Regions from separate parts of the Homo sapiens genome. Here region 1 is linked to region 2. A link is a loop called in an ENCODE intact Hi-C map of the cell type or tissue named here. Cell type or tissue: natural killer cell. All regions are shown on one strand. Each heading gives the region's core, and the rest is flanking DNA. Links, peaks and the distances in the headings are about the cores only. Region 1 overlaps LNPEP (leucyl and cystinyl aminopeptidase). Region 2 overlaps LOC101929710 (a long non-coding RNA gene).

Region 1 (9,950 bases), core at 1,147-9,146, 970 kb after region 2:
GAAATTAAATGTTAGCAATTTGAAGTGCTTTTCAGGTTTAAGATGGACAGGGTATTTATTTGAAAACTTTTGAAGGATTGCTGTAGAATTTTCTAGTGTTTTCAAATGACATGGTACAGTAGACAGTTATATACTTCATCCTTTTGAGTACAAAAAATAATGCATGTATAATGCTCCCATTGGTCTGGGTGTGATGATGCAGAGTATTTCATTATCCATAGAATTTATGATTGCAAGATTTATCAAGCCTGGTATTGGATTTTGTTACACGTTCATCCTCTTTTAATGGAATCTTTCCCACTTACACTTTTTCATGTATCCCTATATATGTAGAGAGGTGTATGAGCTTAACAAAAAACAGTTTCAGTAATTTAGGACCACATATCTTTTAGTTAAAATCTTGTCAGTGGTTCCATCTACTGACCTATGCATTTGTAAAGGAAGTGAATTTAGCTTATATCTTGTCACTCTAGCCTTCAATACTCATCTATTCCAGTACGTTTTTTTTGTAGTTTCCCTGTTTTCTGTCCAAAGTTGCCACTGGTATGACCTATTTTTGTTGGGCCCTGCTCTCTACCTGTTGATAATTGGTTCATTTGATGAATATCCTATGTTAACCTGTTCAGGTAACATACTTCTGCAACCCATTTAAAATGCATATCCCTGGAAAGGGCTTATAAGGATGGATCTTAGTGCTAGGAATTCCCATTTAGCTCAGGATCTATTTTTGGCTTTGTCCTTGGGAGGGATTGCTATTATGTTGAAGTCTGGACATCTGGTCTGGGTTTGGATCTTTGGTGGCTTTTTTTATGAAGAGAGATGTGCTGGACCAGTACTTAAGATTGTTTTGGCAATAATGATTATGTCTTATTAGGCAGGTAGAGGTAAAACTGTTAAGTAATAGTGATTTGTATATTACAAAAAAAAAAAAAAATTGAAGGCAACTATCTGCTTTTTTGGTTAGAGATATTAGATTAAATAATTCTTTGATGTTTATCCAGATTTTTGTCTTCATTTGCATGCAGGGTTGGTATATTTTGTAAAAACTTAAATTCATCTTAAGAAATGCAAATGCTAAGGTTCACCCTCAGAATCTGATTAAGGAGGTCTGATTATATATGAAATACATACTAGAAAGTATGTATACTTTCTTTTTTTTTTTTTTTGAGACACAGTCTCACTCTGTTGCCCAGGCTGGAGTGCAGTGGCACAATCTCAGCTCACTGCAACCTCTGCCTCCCGGGTTCAAGTGATCCTCCTGCCTCAGCCTCCCGAGTAGCTGGGATTACAGGCGCCCGCCACCATGCCCAAATAATTTTTGTATTTCTAGTAGAAATGAGGTTTCACCATGTTGGCCAGGTGAACTCCTGACCTCAAGTGATCCGCTCACCTTAGCCTCCCAAAGTACTGGGATTACAGGCATGAGCCACCGCGCCCAGCTGAAAGTATATATACTTTCTAGTTTGTGATATATTCTAAAGTATATCTAAAGGTTGGTATTTTGGCATTTTGAGGTCCCAGAACTGAAAACATAAATAGTTTTTTTTTTCATATGAATGTAGGTCCTATGAATCACTTTTATTACCGCAGTGTGGTGCATAATCAAACAAGGAGGACTTAGTTGTCTTAAAAAATTATTTTTGCTTTCATGTTCAGATTGGTATCCAGTTGAAAGTATTTTTCAACTTCAAAAATGGGAAGTCTGGGCAACAAATGAGATATTTGTGGGTTGTAATACAGTATAAAATTGTGATTCCATCTTTTAATCTTACAAATAACAATTGTTCTATAGATATGTGAGTCTTTTTAAAAAAAAATTTTTAGCATCACTTCTCAAAAATGTGAGCATACCACATTTTGTTTTTATTTTTCTTTTGCTCTATGATAAATTTCCACATTGAAAGACAACTCTTAAGAAATAGGAGCTCATAGTTTCTCTGTGTGATGGAATATAAGTTAAATCCTGTTTTTATCTTTCTGTCTTAAGTTTTTAATTTTATTTGGGGGAAATAAGACTGTTAGGAATTAAGTGTTAGCATCACTAACAATCTAGGGTTAAAGCTATAGCTAGAAACAGCCCAGTTTTTAACTGGAAACTAGTGGTAGAAAAGTTCTTTGCTATTACTTGCCAGTTTCCAAAAACTGTCTTGATACATGCATAAAAACAGCATATTTTAGAAACTCTTATAACCGGTGATTATCATTTATCTGTAGGTTATCCTTGAGAACTCAGCCTGAAAGATAGATAACCAGAGAGATTGGTTATAAGGAAATTATATAGAAAATAAGTGGTAATTTTCTGCTCAGTAATTCAATCATACAGCTATCTTTTGAATGCCCATTTACAAGTAGATTTTCTGCTAGACACAGTTACATTAAAAAAAAAAAACCCACAACCTCGTCATCAGATAATGCTTACCTAAATAAGAGAAATGAATAGAAGAACCTAGTTTTGTTGTCATGCTAATATGAAATATGGAAACACAGAAGAAATAAAAAAGCAATAAAGTTTTGTCTAAGACAGTATTCTAATTATGAAATAAATGTACAGAAACTGTTCATAACTGTTTGCATGTCTACTAATTTAGTGTAATACTCCTATTAGGAAACAGCAGTATTAACCCTGTCTATGAAAACATTAGGAAATTGAGATTTGAAAGAGTTTAGCCAAGATTACCCCAGATGTTGGGATGGACCTAGATGAGGCCTGTGGTTCTTGGCAGTCGAGGTGAGGTCAGTGCAGCTATGTTTTGTCAATTAGTCACCTCATGACTTGAAAACTGTAGGGCAGCAGTCCCCAAACTTTTCGGGACCAGGGACCACAGTCGGGGGGATGTATGTATACTTTCTAGTTTGTGATATATTCTAAAGGGGAGAAGGTTTGGGGATGACTCAAGTGCATTATATTTATTGTGCACTTTATTTCTATTATTATTGCATTGTAATATACAATGAAATAATTATACAACTCACCATAATGTAGAATCAGTGGGAGCCCTGAGCTTGTTTTCCTGCAAGTAGACAGTCCCATCTAGGAGTGGTGGGAGACAGTGACAGATCAGGCATTAAATTCTCAAAAGGAGCACACAACCTAGATCCCTCACATGCGCAGTTCACAATAGGGTTCGTGCTCCTATGAGAATCTAATGCCACCACTGATCTGACAGGAGGTGGAGCTCAGGTGGTAATGCTAACGATGGGGACTGACTGTAGAGATGAAGCTTCACTTGTTTGCCTGCTGCTCACTCCTGCTGTGTGGCCTGATTCCTAACAGGCCAGAGACTGGTACTGGTCTGTGGCCTTGGGGTTGGGCAAACCTACTGTAGGGGGCTGGAGTTGAGCTGATACTACTAGGCCTTTCCATAGTATAATTGGAGCAACCAGAAAGACACAGTCTTTTATTTATTTATTTATTATTATTTTTTTAATTTGAATCCGTAGATAAATTTCAGCAACTTTTCTGAAAGTTTGCAAGAAGCCAGGATTGAGAATGAAGGGACATTTTGGAGCCCTTGTGGTGGTACAGTTCTTTTTATATCTAGATCTTGACCTAGATCTACATATGGCCGTTATAGAGAGTGTTGCTTATTGCCTTGGTGTTTCTGGACAGTAAATGGAACATCAAGAGTTCTCTGTGTCCATGGAAGGGTGGACAGGATTCCCTTGTAACCTTATCCATTGTTGTAATTCATTTGTGATTGTCCTAGCAGCACCTGAAGGACTTTGCATTTTACAAAGATGTTTAGAGAAAATTGGAAGAGGAGAATCAATGATGAAGATGAAAGAAATGTGGAGATTGGGGGTAAAGGAAGAAGCTGATAGGCAGAGATTTTAAAAATGGTCATGCCTTGATCCTTGCAAGTCTTTGGTTCAGAAATGAGCTTCAGTTGGAGAGCAGGACACTGTTGTATGAGGTTGAAGACAGAGTCTAGGTTGGAAGGGGACAGGTAGGTAGGTCTGGTTGGATTAATGGAATTGGGGGCTCAGGGGACAAATGAGTTAAGATTGGCATTTGGGAGCCTTGCCAAGAGATAGAAAACATTTGCCAGAAATTTAAGCATACTGTCTTTTTTATAGTCAGAAAATTCAGTCACTCGTAAGTTGGGACTGTTCACTTGTCTGAATGTTTTAGATTTAAAGAAAAAATATAGCTCTTTGATAAACAACGTGGTGTGGAGCTGTGGTAAGCCTGCTCTTGCTCCTGACTCACCGCCGCTCGCTCTCACCAAAAAACAGGTTGGTCAGGAGATACAGAAAAACGCCCATGAAGCCAGAGGTGGCAATTCACTGAATTAGAATCACTCTAGGCCCAGCGCGGTGGCTCACACCTATACTCCCAGCACTTTGGGAGGCTGAGGCAGGCGGATCACCTGAGGTCAGGAGTTTGAGGCCAGCCTGGCCAACATGGTGAAACCCTGTCTCTACTAAAAATACAAAAATTAGCTGAGTATGTTGGCACGTGCCTGAAATCCCAGCTACTCGGGAGGCTGAGGCACAAGAATCACTTGGACCCAGGAGGCGGAGGTTGCAGTGAGCCGAGATCGTGCCACTGCATTCCAGCCTGGTGACAGAGCGAGACTCCATCTCAAAAAAAAAAAAAAAAAAATACGAGAACACTTGGACACAGGGTGGGGAACACCACACACTGGGGCCTGTCATGGAGTCGGGGGAGGGGGGAGGGATAGCATTAGGAGATATACCTAGTGTAAATGACGACTTAATTGGTGCAGCACACCAACATAGCACATGTATACATATGTAACAAACCTGCACGTTGTGCACATGTACCCTAGAACTTAAAGTATAATAAAAAAATAAATAAATAAAAAGAATCACTCTAACGAGCTGCAAGGTAAAATCCTTGGAGAAGGTGTGTGCCGACTTGATCAATGGATCAAAGGAAAAGAATCTAAAGTGATAGGACCAGTTTGAATGCCTACCAAGACTTTGAGAAACATTACAAGAAAAACTTCTTATGAAGGTTCTGAGACATGGTATTGTTTCCAGATGAGAATCCATAAGTGACTCATTGACTTCCACAGTCTTTCTGAGATTGTTAAGCAGATTACTTCCATCATTATTGAGCCAGGAGTTGAGGTTGAAGTCACCATTGCAGATGCTTAAGTCAACTATTTTAATAAATGATTACCAGTTGTTTAAAAAAAAAAAAAAGAAAACTATAGAGAGCTATCTACCTTTTGGGACTACCATGGTAGCAGTCATTTGCTGTTCCTTTTTTTGGGAGGGACGGGAACAGGGTCTTGCTTGGCTGGAGTGCAGTGGCACGGCCACAGCACTGCAGCCTTGACTTCTCAGGCTCAAGCGATTCTCCTGCCTCAGCCTCCCGAGTAACTGGGACCACAGGTGCACACCACCATGCCTGGCTAATTTTTGTATTTTTTGTAGAGATGGAGTTTTGCCATGTTGGCCAGGCTGGTCTCGAACTCCTGGGCTCCAATGTTCTGCCTGTCTTGACCTCCCCAAGTGCTGGTACTATAGGTGTGAGCCAGTGCGGCCCTGTGGCCAGCCTACTATTCTTTATAGCCTGGCTTTGCTTCACTTTTCTACTGGTGCTTGTGATAGAACAATGAACCAATTAATTTTTTTAAAATTCCATCCTTAACATGTAAATGAGGAGGAAACCAGGTCATTTGCCAAATAAGGAAAATTCAAGCTTCCAAGGGAGTTTCAAAAAACAATGGAGGATCAAGTTCAATTGTAGGAGACTTTTTGAAATTCTTTTTCTTCTAATACATATTGCTTAATGAAGGTACTCCTGGGCATTCCACATATTTCAAAAATGTAGTCACTGAACCAGAACTTGAATCAGTTGTCTGAATTTCTCTGGATTGTGGGGCTCAGAGTCTTCTCCAGCCAATGATCTGGGGTGAAGGAAGTTAAAGAAGGCTTCTTCAACTGAGGGAACAGAAGAATGAGGAGTGCAGTGAGAAAAGGATGCCTCTATGGGTTGGGTGTGCTCCCTTCCTCTTGCAGCAAGTGATGAACAGTGCTATGTGGGAGCATTTCCCGGACAACTGACTCAGGTGTCATTCAGTGCCATAGAGAAAATTTCTGGTAAGGAAGGAGGCTTAAGCCATAGTATTTCTCACAGCTGAAACTGTTATTTTGTCAAATTTAAAACAGTTGTTAGTATATTCATCAATGAAACATCATTACATTGTCAATGAAACATTTCATTGTCAATGAAAAGAGTCAAACTGTAAAATCTTTAAAGAGGCTTATTCTGAGATAAATAATGTGTGACCAAGGCCCAAAGCACAGTCTCAAGAAGTCCTGAGAACATGTGCCCAACATGGTTGGGTTACAGCTTGATGTTATACATTTTAGGGAGACAGAAGTTATAGGCAGACAACAATCAATACATGTAAAGTGTACATTGGCTCAGTCTGGAAAGGGGATAACTCAAAGCGGGGACTTCTATTCCAGTTCATAGGTGGATTCAAAGATTTTCTTTTTTGTTTTTCTTATTTTTGCTTTTTTTTTTTTTTTTTTTTTTTTTTGAGACAGAGTCTCATTCTGTCACCCAGACTGGAGTGCAGTGGTGCAATCTCAGCTCACTGCAAACTCCGCCGCCCAGGTTCAAGCAATTCTTGTGCCTCAGCCTCCTGAGTAGCTGGGATTATAGGCATGTTGCCACCACACCCAGCTAATTTTTGTGTTTTTTCAGTAGAGATGAGATTTCGCCATATTGCCCAGGGTGGTCTTGAACTCCTGGCCTCAAGTCATCACCCACCTCAGCCTCCCAAAGTGCTGGGATTACAGGCATGAGCCACACATGTGGCCACATTCAAAGATTTTCTGATTGGCAGTTGGTCGAAATAATTAAGTTATTATCTAAAGACCTGGAATCCATAGAAAGGAGTGTCTGGGTTAAGATAAGGTAAGGGGTCATGGAGACCAGGGTTCTTAATATGTAGACGAAGCCTCCAGGTAGCAGGCTTTCAGAGAATAGATGGTTATTATCTCTTATCAGAACGTAAAATGTGCCAGACTCTTAGTTAAATCTCTCCTGGATCAAAAAAAGACCTGGGGTGGTGCAGTGGCTCACACCTGTAATCCTAGCACTTTGGGAGGCCAAGGCAGGAAGATTGCTTGAGGCCAGCAGTTCAAGACCAGCCTGGGCAACATAGTGAGAGCCTGTCTCTACAAAAAAATTAAAAATTAAAAAAAAAAATTAGTCAGGTGTGATGGTATGCACCTGTGGTCCCAGCTGCTTGAGAGGCTGAGGTGAAAGGATCACTTGAGCCTGGGCAAAGTGGAAGTGAGCTGTGGTCATGCCACTGCACTGCAGCCTGGGCAAGAGAGTGAGACCCTATCTCAAAAAAAAAAAAAAAAAAAGAGATCAGAAAGGTCTTTTTCTATAGAATGTTCCACACAAGAGACAGCTTTGCAGGGCCATTTCAAAATAGGTCTAAGAAATATATTTTGGGGTAAAATACCTTTATTTCTTTCACAGCCTGCTATCTGTTGTGTGATGTTATACTAGAGTCAGTTTAGAATTTGGTATTTTATTGCTACAAAGAGTGTTTCGTCAGTCTTAAGATCTCTGTTTTAATATTAATGCTGGTCAGTTGTGCCAGAATTCCAAAGGGAGGAGAGTATAATGAGGTGCGTCTGACCCCCGCTTCCCATCATAGCCTGAGCTAGTTTTTCATGTTTACTTTGGAATGCCCTTGGCCGTTCAGTCAGAGGGGTCCATTCGGTCAGTTGAGGGGCCTAGAATTTTATTTTTGGTTTACAAAATCATTCCAAGATCCTCTTTAGAGGAAAAATTTATAGAGATTAGTGGGAATGATGAGGAGAACTCAATCTTGAGAGCTCAATCAAAAGGAGATGTTTAAATATCTTTTTAAGTTGGTATTGGTAAAGTGCTTTGAAGACAGAAAGAATGTAATACATGTCTGGTGTCTGCTTGTCCTATAATTGTCGGAAGGGCCTCAATGATGAAATAAGGGAGGCTGCCATGACACTTGAGTCTTGGTGAGAGGAGCTAGTGTGTCCACATTTATCAAGATCACCTGCAGGAGTTTGGGCTGGCCCCCTCTTATTAGTAGTTTCTCTGTTTTTTAAACTGGAGGCTCAGCGCCTTAGTATCTAGATTGGGTAGCTACATTATGAAGATAACTCAAACTGAACAATAGAGTATTGGGTATTAGTGGGAATAAGAAATGCATTGCTCTTTAAAGCAGCAGCCTCACTTCCATCTGCATCAGTACAGGATACTGAGAGGCTTGGTAGCATTCCACTTGTAGGAAGCACACAGAAAAATAATTGAATATAGAAAAGAGGGTCTAGTGTGACTTGGGGATTAGATAATAGAGCATGTTGAATTAGATGGAAATAAGCACATGTTCACTAAAGTGTGGCTAGCTTTGTTCCAGTCCAGTTGTTCACTGCAGTTGGGCATAATTCTGTTTTAATTAATTACCAATTCAGGAAATATTATTGCGATAAAGACTTGAAGAATTTATGCATAGAATCTTGTCTTGGCACATCATCGAATGACAATGACTATTAGTAGAAAAAATGTAGTTACTATCCCAGCCTTTTGACTAATCCATAACTAATTTTTTAAGTTGGTTAATGATAAGCAAACTGGCCCTCAGTCAGTTGTAAATTGATGACAAAGTTGTTACTATAAAGACTGAAGACTGTCGTATACCTGGTGTTTTATCAATCCAATGAGTCACATGGAAAAGTATTACAAAAAATTATCTGCAAGGTAATTTTTTGTTCAGATCCTTCTGAGATCTGGCAAATAAATGTATTCACCAACTGAGATTTCTTGTTTAACTCACAAGTTTTCTGTATACATTGAAGAGTTCTTATAAATTTCCTTTGCAGATCCCATTCAGTGATATGCATTCTTTGTTAAATAACTCACAGATACTCATTATGTCTAATGTAATTTTTCATTTTAAATAAGGAATTATAGGTTAAGATGTTCTTTTAAGACTATAGTATAGCGAATTGATGGAATTTAAAAGTAAACTTTTTATCTTTAGATCTTGTGAAAGTATTTGCAGCTATGCAGATTTGCTTGAGAGATTAATAAGCATAAATATTTAGGCATCATTGACAATGTAAATTACTTTATATTGCTAAATCTAACAGGGGCCCTAAGCATTGTTAAAGACTGGCACCCTATATTGTGAGGAAAGATTTAAGAAATACTATGGAATATAAAGATTTTTTGTTAATTTGATTGGGGGGACAAGTTTGTATAAATATAAATGTAAATAATTTAACCTAGGAAAAGAAAAAGAAAATTGAAAATTGGAGCTAAAATAATTTGATTTTTCCCTCAACAGGGTTATTGGCTGTCTTTTAAGTGACTAAAAGAGCGTATCTTTATGTGAATTTTAGGCATGGTCATATGATTAATACAAGGATAAAGCAACCAAATGCTCTCAGTATTTATTCCCGTGCTATTTGTCTGTTTTTTAGTTCATGGAGTATTGTATTGTACTTGGTAATTTGATGCTTTTGAGATGTCCTTTAGACAGATTTTTAACTACAGGACTTCCTCTGTAGAATCGACAATGTGTTTCACTCTCTGTGGCATTGACAATGTTTTTGAATGCCTAATTGTTCAGTAGAACTCCGTGGTTATTATTACAACTTTGTACATTATTATAAATATTTTATATTAGTTGTATATTCCACTGCAGATAGCAACCAGAAAACTAAATACAGAAATATTACATATAGAGAGAATATAATGTACAAAAAAAATCTTGGGAGATGAGTGCTTTGGGTTTAATTCTATTTTACTGAAACCAGAGAATAATAGGATTCAAATCTACCTAATTTTTCTATTTTTCTGATTTTCCATTTTTCTCTTTTTGAATTTTTTCCTTTTCACATTACTTTAGTAATTTGTTCTTCATCTCTTATTTTTATCACCTAGACAGAAAATATAGCAAAGC
Region 2 (9,950 bases), core at 813-8,812:
AAAAGAGATTACTATGGGGAAAGTAAGCGGGGAGACCAATGATCAGAGGAGGCTCTGTATCATTTGGGAATTTGAAATAAGGTACTACAAGTGGAGGGGGAGTGATTATGACAAAAAAGAGCAGAGTTAGGAGGCAAAAAGTAATGAGGCCTTGTACTAGGGTATTAATGATGGGAATGGAGAAAAGGAGAAGAATATCATGGCTCTGTGAAGGTAGAGTTGGCTGATTTGGCAGCTTTATTTGAGTATGAGAGGTGAATGAGCATGAGGAATTAAAAGTAACTACTAGCTTCAAGTTTGGTTTACTAGAAGATAATATTATATGAAAAGAAACAAGGGAATCAGGAGAAAGACCTTGTTTAGGTTAGCGGTATCAGTGGATTAAATGTCTGGCAGGCATTTGAAAATGTGAGTCTTAGGCCTCAGAGTCAACCTATTGAGTAATAGTAGAGATTGTGAAATTGAGCAAGTTTTCTGAGGGAGGTTATGAAGAAAGAGGATGAGAAAAAGAATTGGGGAATATTCCTAAATTTCATGCCCACTCTAATGGCAACACACTTCCTTCTTATTTAGAATTATGACTATGGTGGGCCACTCTTACTAACACAGGTATCTTATGCTTGAGGGATGTTTGCATGTATCCCTGTGTATATTTCCAAGATTTTCCTAGTGATAACATCACTCTAAGTCACTTGCTTCACGCATGTTTTTTGAGTGAAGGAAAAAGCTTTGGAATTAATAACCACTCCTTAGGCGTTGCACTTATTCGGTGCACACCCATCGTGATGTGTTGACCTTGCTTACCTTACTCATTGGGAATGGCAGAAAAGGCCATTCACTGTTGTAGGCAGTTATTGGGAAGCCTGAAGGCACTTTGATCTGGAAAGTAAAGAGAACAAAAGAGATTACTAGGGAGAAAGTAAGCAGAGAGATGAATGATCAGAGGAGGCTCTGTGTCATTTGGGAATTGGAAATAGGGTACTGCCAGTGTAAATAATGAACAATGTGAAGCTTAAATGATAATTTGCAACAAGCATTTAATGAAAGATCATTGCTTTTGGTAGTAGCCACATATTGAATAAAGTTTGCTGAGTGTGCACTGAATATTATCTGTCCTAAATGACTCAACATTTCAGTTTGATCCTAGGGAATGTTATGCATCTGGAAAAGGAAAGGAATACATTTATCTCTGAGAGCCGATATTATTGCATAGTACTAACAGAGATAAGGCCACTTTCAAATTGTCATAGCAAATGAACTTTAATGATGACTAATGAATAGAAATGTGTTTAATAACCTGTGATCTGATTTTAGAAGCTGGGCTATTAACTGAGAATAAGGAGAACTGCTCTCTGTTTCTGATTCTGTCCCTCTAATCTTTGCCTTGAATAAATCACTCATGTATAAAATGATTCTGGATAATTTAAAAGCATCAAGTATTTGAATTGTGACTTTTCTCTCCAATATTTCTCAACTAAACCAGCACAAAAAATATAAGAAGTATAAGGTATAATTTGATTTACCTGCAAAAAGAGTATTAGCCTCTAATGGGGATTATCCACATTTCTCAAAAACAACAGTTCATAATGTTGATGATCTATTATGACTGTGACCCCTGATGAGTATACTGAGACTGGAGTCAACAGATTGTATTAAACTTCAATAGCATAGAAAGCCAAGCATCATGATTTAGCTTTGTCAAGTGTTGAAAAATTTTGTTTTTACATAGAGGAAGAAGTCTTTCCTAAATAGATTCTGACTTGGTATATTGACTAAGTATATTTGCCTCATTTTTAGGTTCCTGAATCTCTTTTTTAAAGTTTGTATCTTGTGTTTTTAAAATTACCCTATATTTTACATACTCATTGTAAGCATATAGGCTTGCACAGATTAATTAAATGTAATTTTTGAATATTTGCCAAAACAGAAGCATGGCATTGGAAATGTACTTTAAAAATAGAAAATTTGAAGGCACTTTTGAGTTTGCAATGACAATTATCCCAGAAAATTTACTATAAAATATTTAAGTGTTAGCTCAGGTAACCTTTTTAAAATGTATTTTTAATTTACATACAGTAAAATTTACTCTTTTTGGTATATATTTTATATCAAAAATTCGACAAACAGAACAATTCTATTACCTCCTCGAAGGAACTCCTTGAAAATACATTGTCCCTTTGTAGTCAGATCTTCCTGCCACCCACCCTTAACCCCTAACAACTACTGATCTATTTTCCATCACTATGGTTTGGCCTTTTCTAGGATGTCATACACATGGAATCATACATTATGTAGGCTTTTGAGTCTGGCTTCTTTCACTTAGCATAATGCATTTGAGATTCATCCGTGTTGTTGCAGGTACCCGTAGTTTGTTCCTTTTTATTGCTCAATACTATTCCATTTATGGGTCCTTCACGGTTTAGCTGCCAGCTGAAGGATATTTACATTATACCCAATTTTGGGTGATTGTAAATAAAGCTGTTACAAACATTCACAAATGGTTTTTATGTAAATATGTCTTCTTTGTTTATTTCTTTTATTTCTTTTTTTTTTTTTTTTGAAACAGGGTCCCCCTGCTGTTACCCAGGCTGGAGTGGAGTGGCTCAGTCATAGCTCACTGCAGCCTGAAAGTCCTGGCTTCAAGCCATTCTCACATCTCAGCCTCCCTAATGGCTGGGACTACAGGGCATGCCACCAAACACAGCTAATTATTTTCTTTTTATTTTGTAGATATAAGGTCTCACTGTGTTGCCCAGGCTGGTCTCAAACAGCCTCCCAAAGTGTTGGGTTTACAGGTGTGAGCCACTATGTTCAGCCAAGTCTTATTTCCCTTGGGTGAATACTTAAGAGTGGGATTATTATGTATAGTAAGTGTATATTTAACATTATAATAAGCTGCCCAACTATTGCTCATAGTGACTGTACCATTTTGCATTTGAGAATTCAAGTTTTTCTGTGTACTTGTCAGCACTTGGCATTGTCAGGTTTTTTTTTTAAGTCATTCTAGAGCATACATAGTAGTATCTCATTGTGGTTTTGGTTTCCATTTCCCTAATGACTAGTAATATAGACCATATATCCATGTGTTTGTTTGCCATTAGTATATATTTTTTGTTGAAGTGTCTTTTCAGATCTTTTGTCCTTTTAAAAAAAAGAGTTGCTTTCATATTAAGGTTTGATGATTTTTATATAATCTAGATACATGATTCAAAAACATTTTCCCCCAGTCCCTGCCTTGTTTTTTCTTTCTCTTAAAGTATCTTTTGCAGAGCAAAAAAAGTTTTTGATTTTGATGAAGTCCAGTTTATCAATTTTTTTTCCTTGTTCTGATAGTGCTTTTGGTGTTATATCTAAGAACTCTTTGCCTAGCTCAAGGTCACAAATATTTTCCTATACATTTTCTTCTAAGTGTTTTACAGTTTTACATTTACATTTAAGTTTATGGCCCATTTCAAGTTGATTTTTTATTAGCACAAGTACATTTCTTTACGAACCGAAGGGATGATCCTAATTAAACCAGCACTTTAAATTAATTGCACATAAGATACTTATGGAGGTTTGCTTGTTGAACTGAGCTTGTTCATTCTCTCAGCTAATTACTTTCCAAAGTGATGAAAGAATTTTTATTCTACTTTTTTGTAGACCTGAGTACAGGTGACATTGTTCAGGATGCGGTCCACCATTAATTTTCCATTTTTTAACTTTCTTGTTATTGTGCTTTCCTTTCCTTTCCATTCCTGATGTTGAACCAATGTGCCATGTATGAAGTTGTGGACAGTCTGTGTTTTTCTGCTATTAGCTGTAGTTTCTTCAAACTTCTCCACCAGGGTACAAGAGAACTGTGTTGGTTTCAGAGTGCTCTCAGTGTTTATGATGGTTTTTGCTGTTACAAGAGATGTTACAATCTGGTTGGGCCATTGCATGCATTTTTCACAGAACTATTCCCACTCCTAGTTCCATCGTGTATTCATCAAAGCATTTGCTGTCCACTCGATGCTATTGTCCTTCCAGCTGCTGAATGGTGGCCAGCATGGGTGTATGAGCAGAGTAGGGTCTGGCTCAGGGGTGGGGGTAGGATATTGAGCCAGGTTTTTTGTATAAGGTGTGAGATACGTGTCTGGGGTGATTTTTTGGCATTTGGGTTAGTACTATTTGTTAAAAAGACAATCGTTTTTTTCCATTGAACTGTATTTGCACCTAAGTAAAAAAATCAGTTGACTACAGTATTTGTATGGATGTATTTCTGCACTCTATGCTACATTGATCTACGTGTCTCTGCTTTCATCAGTACCCACTGTCATGATTATTGTAGCTTTATAGTATAATTAACTTTAGAACATCTCTGCAAGAAAGAAACAAATTCTCTCAAGCATCCTAATCAGTTTCCTTTTCAGTCTTCTTATCCAAGCAAATGGATTATTTCTCAACAATTTTATCTTCAATGTTCATTCAGTTTATATAGTGACTCAGAAGGGTTGTAGCTATACTTCTTGTAGCCTTTCCCTGTGTAGAAAAAAGACCCGTGTACACTACAGCATTTAAGTTGAGTTTCTCTGCATCAAAGTCAAAATGCAAAAATTTGCACGCACACACACACACACACACACACACACCCCCACTCACCCACACAAACCAAAAACCATCTACTGACCCTATCATCTGCAGACATTCCCTCAAGGGGCTTTCCAGGGAGCTACCAACTCTTACAGGCCCCATCACTCTGACCAAGCTGCCTGGACAGTGGTGACACCTTACCACCCATTGATAACCAGCTTCCTGTCTGGTGGAGTGTCAGTTGGTGGGAACCAGCTGTTATGATTCATCCCACTTAAGATTTCTGCCTTTTGACAAGTGACGCTAATAGACCTAGGCTGAATGGTGTCTGATTGGGAGAATTTTCTTTTTGAAAGCAGTTTGATTTCTAGTGCCTCAGCAACTGAACTTTTTACTTTAACAGGTACGCTCCAATTTCCAGTTTCTGTGGAAATTCAATAGAGAGATAAATGTTGTTTTCATCAAGTGTTTGTACCAGCTATTATTTCTTCCTGAAAAACAAACAAGCAAGGTAACTTCTCTTAAAAAAGATACTTGTGTTATGAATTCTTTAATAGTTTTCGAAGCTTTCTGGCTTCTGATATTCTGCAAAAGGCAAAACATTTCCAGCCTAAGATATGACTTGTTACATTTGGATTTGGTGAAAGAATTATTAAGTGCTTGAGGGGATAGCTTCACATATCTTGAGGGGATGGCCTTTCTCTTGTGCTACTGAAGCCAGTTTCATCCTTTGCTTTGTTTTTGTCATTTCCTTACTCTGATAAGCTTATGAATATTATTTTAAAAAGTTTGTTAAGGGTCAATCCCTTATGGTTTACAACCATAAGGACAAGCTGTTGTAAATATAATGAAAGAACAATATAAGAAATATACATTTTAAAATATTGATAAGGGAAAGTTGTACTGGTTTTTATGAGTTATGCAAAATTAACATTGTCCTTACTTTTTTAAAAACAATTTTCAGCAGTTGCACATGGAATAACAATTGTCCTTACTTTAGAGATGAGGAGAGAGCAGAGCATGCCATGAAGGAGGAGGACTGTGATTACATTAGGGACCTACCAATCATGGTACCAGTGGCATGCATGGGCAGAAGGGGAGCCTATTACCAGCAGCCTTCACAGGATGGGCCAGATTTCTTCAGCATCACTGCATATAAAGTCACACCCCTAAGTATGAGAAAGTCAAATTGTGATGGAAATTTTTCTAATGCTAAGAAGTGCTGGTTTCCTATAGCCAATTAGGTAGTGCTAGCAGTGCAACATTTTATAACATTTGGTAGTAACAAGTGATTTTATCTTTGGGTTGGCGATACCCTAGGGCAGACATTCTCAAGCTTTAGTGTACATAAGAATTACCTGAGGAGCTTGTTAAACTTTAGGTCCCTGGGCCCCAGCCCTCAGAGGTTTTGATTTATTAGGTCTGGGGAGTGGACAAGAATCTGCATTTTAAAAACAAACCCACTCTGTTTGGCACCCTGACTCGTTTCTCAAAAGGTTGCAAAATTCTCCTAACAAAAACTATTACACTTCAACTGAATTTTTAAATTACCGTTCAACTGAATTTTTAAAATACTCTTTCACATAGTACAAGTAAGTGTTGTGAAATTCAATGATGGTTGAGCTTCGGGGTTCCAGAGAGGTTGGCAATAACTAGTTTAGATTCCCTAGGTGTGAACTAAGATATAACATGCAGTGAGCAGTATAAATAGACTTAAGTTAAATTTCTTTCAATTAGAAGTTATTAGTTACACAATTTCCATTTCCAGGTCATCTATGCATCCACAGATGGTATTAGATAAGGGAGCTAGACCAGGCATGGTCTACCTAGGGAATTTCACAAGGTTCTTTTATAATCATTTATTGCCTACTGGGCCCTTAATGATGTTACTCAGGATCCCATTAAGTTAGCCATGAATATAGTAATTGGTCCCCTGACGATAGCCAGGGGGAGTCAAATCTTGTGGCTCCACCCTATTCTGGTCATGTTGGAGGCAAGATAGAAATTGTTGCTTGTAATCTTCAAGGGCACTTTTCCTTTCTGGGGATAAGGTGCACTGTGCTCCCAAGCACATTTCTCAAAACACAGCCTGAGTCCCTAGAGAGTCCTCCCCCTCTAATTCAGGCTGGCACTTATGACTTACTTTTAAAAGTAATTTGAAAATCCCATCAAATACAAACAATCAAAATCTAGATTCTCCACCAGATATTCTGTAGATCTAGTATTCCGTTGTTTCCATCTGCCCACATCAACCACTTAAAAATATTTTTGGACAAGGTTTTTCCTGCCTTTGTTGATACTTAGGTAAGATGGAGCATTTCTAGAGACTGGACCCAAAGCAACTACACACATGAATATGATATAAACTAGTTCTGTGTTAGCAACGGGGAGTCAGATTTTGCTGATTTGGTGTTCATATTCAGACAAAGTTCTGCAGTTTGCGGAATTATAATACCAAACCAGAGGTTATTCCTGATTCATTTGAATGAATCCCTGTGCTTGTGGTTCATGTATATAGCTGGCTTTTGAAATTTTTCTAACTTTTCATGGCAAAACTTAAAGCAAAGAGAGTTATAGAATCTTCCAGATATGGAAAGTACTTTAAAGAGCATACACTCCTATCTCTTGTTTATTATTTATTTATTGGTTTTGACATCCAGGATACACACTAGATTACCTAATTTTTAAAACTCATCTTCTACCTTAACTGTCACTAAATTGTCAGCTTTTTAAGGGAGAAGATTCTTTCTTACTCAAGTGTGTTTTTAATCACTGTGAGATTATATTACAGTGAGATTATAGTTCAGCTTCTTGAGGAAGAAGGCTTCATTTTGCACAGCTGCCCTGAATAAATATTTTTTAACTTGATCATTCAGTTGGCAGATGTTTTTTCTCGTTCTCTGTTTTCCAGTTGGTGTATTTGGCTGCCATATTTCCTCAATTCTGACCCCTGCCCTATCATTTATTAATGTATGACTTTGGGCAAGTTATTTAACCTCTCTGTGCCTTAGTTTTCTTTTCTGTAAAATGACACTCAGTAGCATGATGATGATGTTAGCTGTTGTCTTTGTGGGTATTTTTTAACATGATTAATATTTATGTGTCTAGATTAAGTAGATAACACTAATAATAGCTGCCGTATTTTGAGGACTTTCTTAGTACATTTCTGCTGCTATAACAAAATATTAATGCCACAAACTGGGCAACTTATAAACAATAGGAATGTATTTCTGACAGTTGTGGAGGCTAGGAAGCACTGGCAGATTCAGTGTTTGGTGAGGGCTTGTCCTACAGATGACATTTTCTTGCAGTGTCTGTGCAAAAGGGCAGAAGAAAACAAACCCACTACCTCAAGCCATTTTGTAAGGTCTCTAATCCCATCCATGAGGGCTCTGCCCTCCTAACTTAATCACCTTCTAAAGGCTCTACCTTTTAATACCTTCACATTGTCAATTAAGTTGTGCCGCATGTATTTTTGGGGAAATTCACACTGTGCTTATGCTTCCTGTCCTTTCATTTAATAGCCTAAGTTCTATCTGGAAAATACTATGGGAAAACAGAAGTTATTTGAAAGCTCTTGAAAGTAGGACATGTTAACAGTTACAATTAGTAAGTATATACTGTACACATTTTATTATGATAGATTCTTCCATGATTATAAGATAAGTGATTTTTCTTTTTTTTCACTTTTTTTTAAGTTCAGGGGTACATGTGCAGGTTTGTTAAATAGGTAAACTCATGTCATGGGGGTTTGTTGTACAGGTTATTTCATCACCCAGGTATTAAGCCTAGTTCTCATTATCTGTTTTTCCTGATCCTCTCCAACCTCGCACCCTACACTCTCAGGAAGAACCCAGTATCTGTCGTTCCCCTCTATGTGTCCATGTGTTCTCATCATTTAGCTCCCACTTCTAAGTGAAAACAGGTGGTATTTGGTTTTCTGTTCCTGCATTAGTTTGCTGGAGTCCGCCAGCTCCATCCATGTTCCTGCAAAGGACAGGATCTTGGTTTTTTTTTTTATGGCTGCATGGTATTCCACGGTGTGTATGTACCACATTTTCTTTATCCAGTCTACCACTGATGGACATTTAGGGTGATTCCATGTCTTTACTATTGTGAATAGTGCTGGATGAACACACGTGTGCATGTGTCTCTATGATAGAATGATTTATATTTTTTTGGGTATATGTTCAGTAATGGGATTGCTGGGTTGACCGGTAGTTCTGTTTCTAGCTCTTTGAGGAATCTCCACACTGCTTTCCACAATGATTGAACTAATTTACACTTTTACCAACAGTGTATATGTGTTCTTCTTTCTCTGCAACCTCCCCAGCATCTGTTATGTTTTGACTTTTTAATTATAGCCATTCTGACTGGTGTGAGATGATATCTCATTATGGTTTTGATTTGCATCTCTCTAATGATCAGTGAAGTTGAACCTTTTTTCATATGCTTGTTGCCGACATGTATGTCTTGTTTTGAAAAGTATCTGTTCATTTCCTTTGCTCACTTTTTTATGTGGTTGTTTTTTTTTCTTGTAAATTTGTTTGTTTCTTTTAGATGCTGGATATTAGACCTTTGTCAGATGCATAGTTTGCAAACATTTTCTCCCATTCTGTTGATTGTCTGTTTACTCTATTGATAGTGTCTTTTCCTGTGCAGAAGCTCTTTAATTTAATTAGATCCTATTTGTCAATTTTTGCTTTTGTTGCAATTGGATAAGCAATTTTTCAACTGAAACTATAAGAAGGAGTTTTTAGGCTTCCTGGACCCACTGTTCTACAGTATTATATGGAAATCATTGTCCTACAACATAATATTTTTTAAAAAAAACCTTCATGGTACACTTAACAAAATCAGGATACATATGCTGATGTAGCACAGAAGAGTAAATTAATTGGGCATTTAAAGTCTGATGAGTTGCACTGACTCTTGGGTTATCAGGTGGCGACTTAATTATGCTACTAAATGAATTAACACTCCTTAAATGTGGGAAATTCACACTCAGCTTCATCACTCCTGTCAGTGAACTGGTGGCAGTATCCAAAAGAGCAAAGTACATTTCTGAAAAAAATCCAAGTGGTTCATATTAAAGAATAATGAGTATCAGATGCATTAGGGCTCTATCATGTAATGTTGCTAACGTCCCCTATAATATTCACTGAAGACAAACTGGGAAAATACAGAGAAATAGAAAAAAGAAAACTAAAATCACCTACAATTCCACACCCTAAAACAACCATTACTAAGAACTTTATGTACCAATTCATCCCAGCCACAATTATATATATATAAATGCATGAGATTAAAATTGGGGTCATGCTACAGATAAAAATTTGCATTTATCCTATTAAACAAACTCACTGAGAACACCTTCCTAGACAAAATAACTTTTA

What was found. Peaks named below come from ENCODE experiments on the same cell type or tissue, not always from the same donor. Only the 100,000 strongest peaks of a DNase experiment are listed, where the experiment ranks them.
Region 1: a loop joins it to region 2, with 9 times the contacts of the local background. A loop is called at or near these places in 4 of 110 quality-filtered maps.

Annotation. Positions count from the first base shown.
Region 1 is chr5:96,938,066-96,948,015 of GRCh38, forward strand. All of the region lies in intron 1 of LNPEP (leucyl and cystinyl aminopeptidase), which reads left to right. It also overlaps the pseudogene RPS20P16. Among named protein-coding and RNA genes, the nearest start is that of LNPEP, 7.0 kb to the left of the region's middle. In natural killer cell, for the core only: no CTCF peak of the experiment used is centred there; no DNase peak of the experiment used is centred there; H3K27ac peaks cover 940 bases.
Region 2 is chr5:95,969,418-95,979,367 of GRCh38, forward strand. All of the region lies in intron 1 of LOC101929710 (a long non-coding RNA gene), which reads left to right. It also overlaps a transcript of CAST not described here and the pseudogene FABP5P5. Among named protein-coding and RNA genes, the nearest start is that of ELL2, 13 kb to the left of the region's middle. In natural killer cell, for the core only: no CTCF peak of the experiment used is centred there; a DNase peak (open chromatin) is centred at 4,744.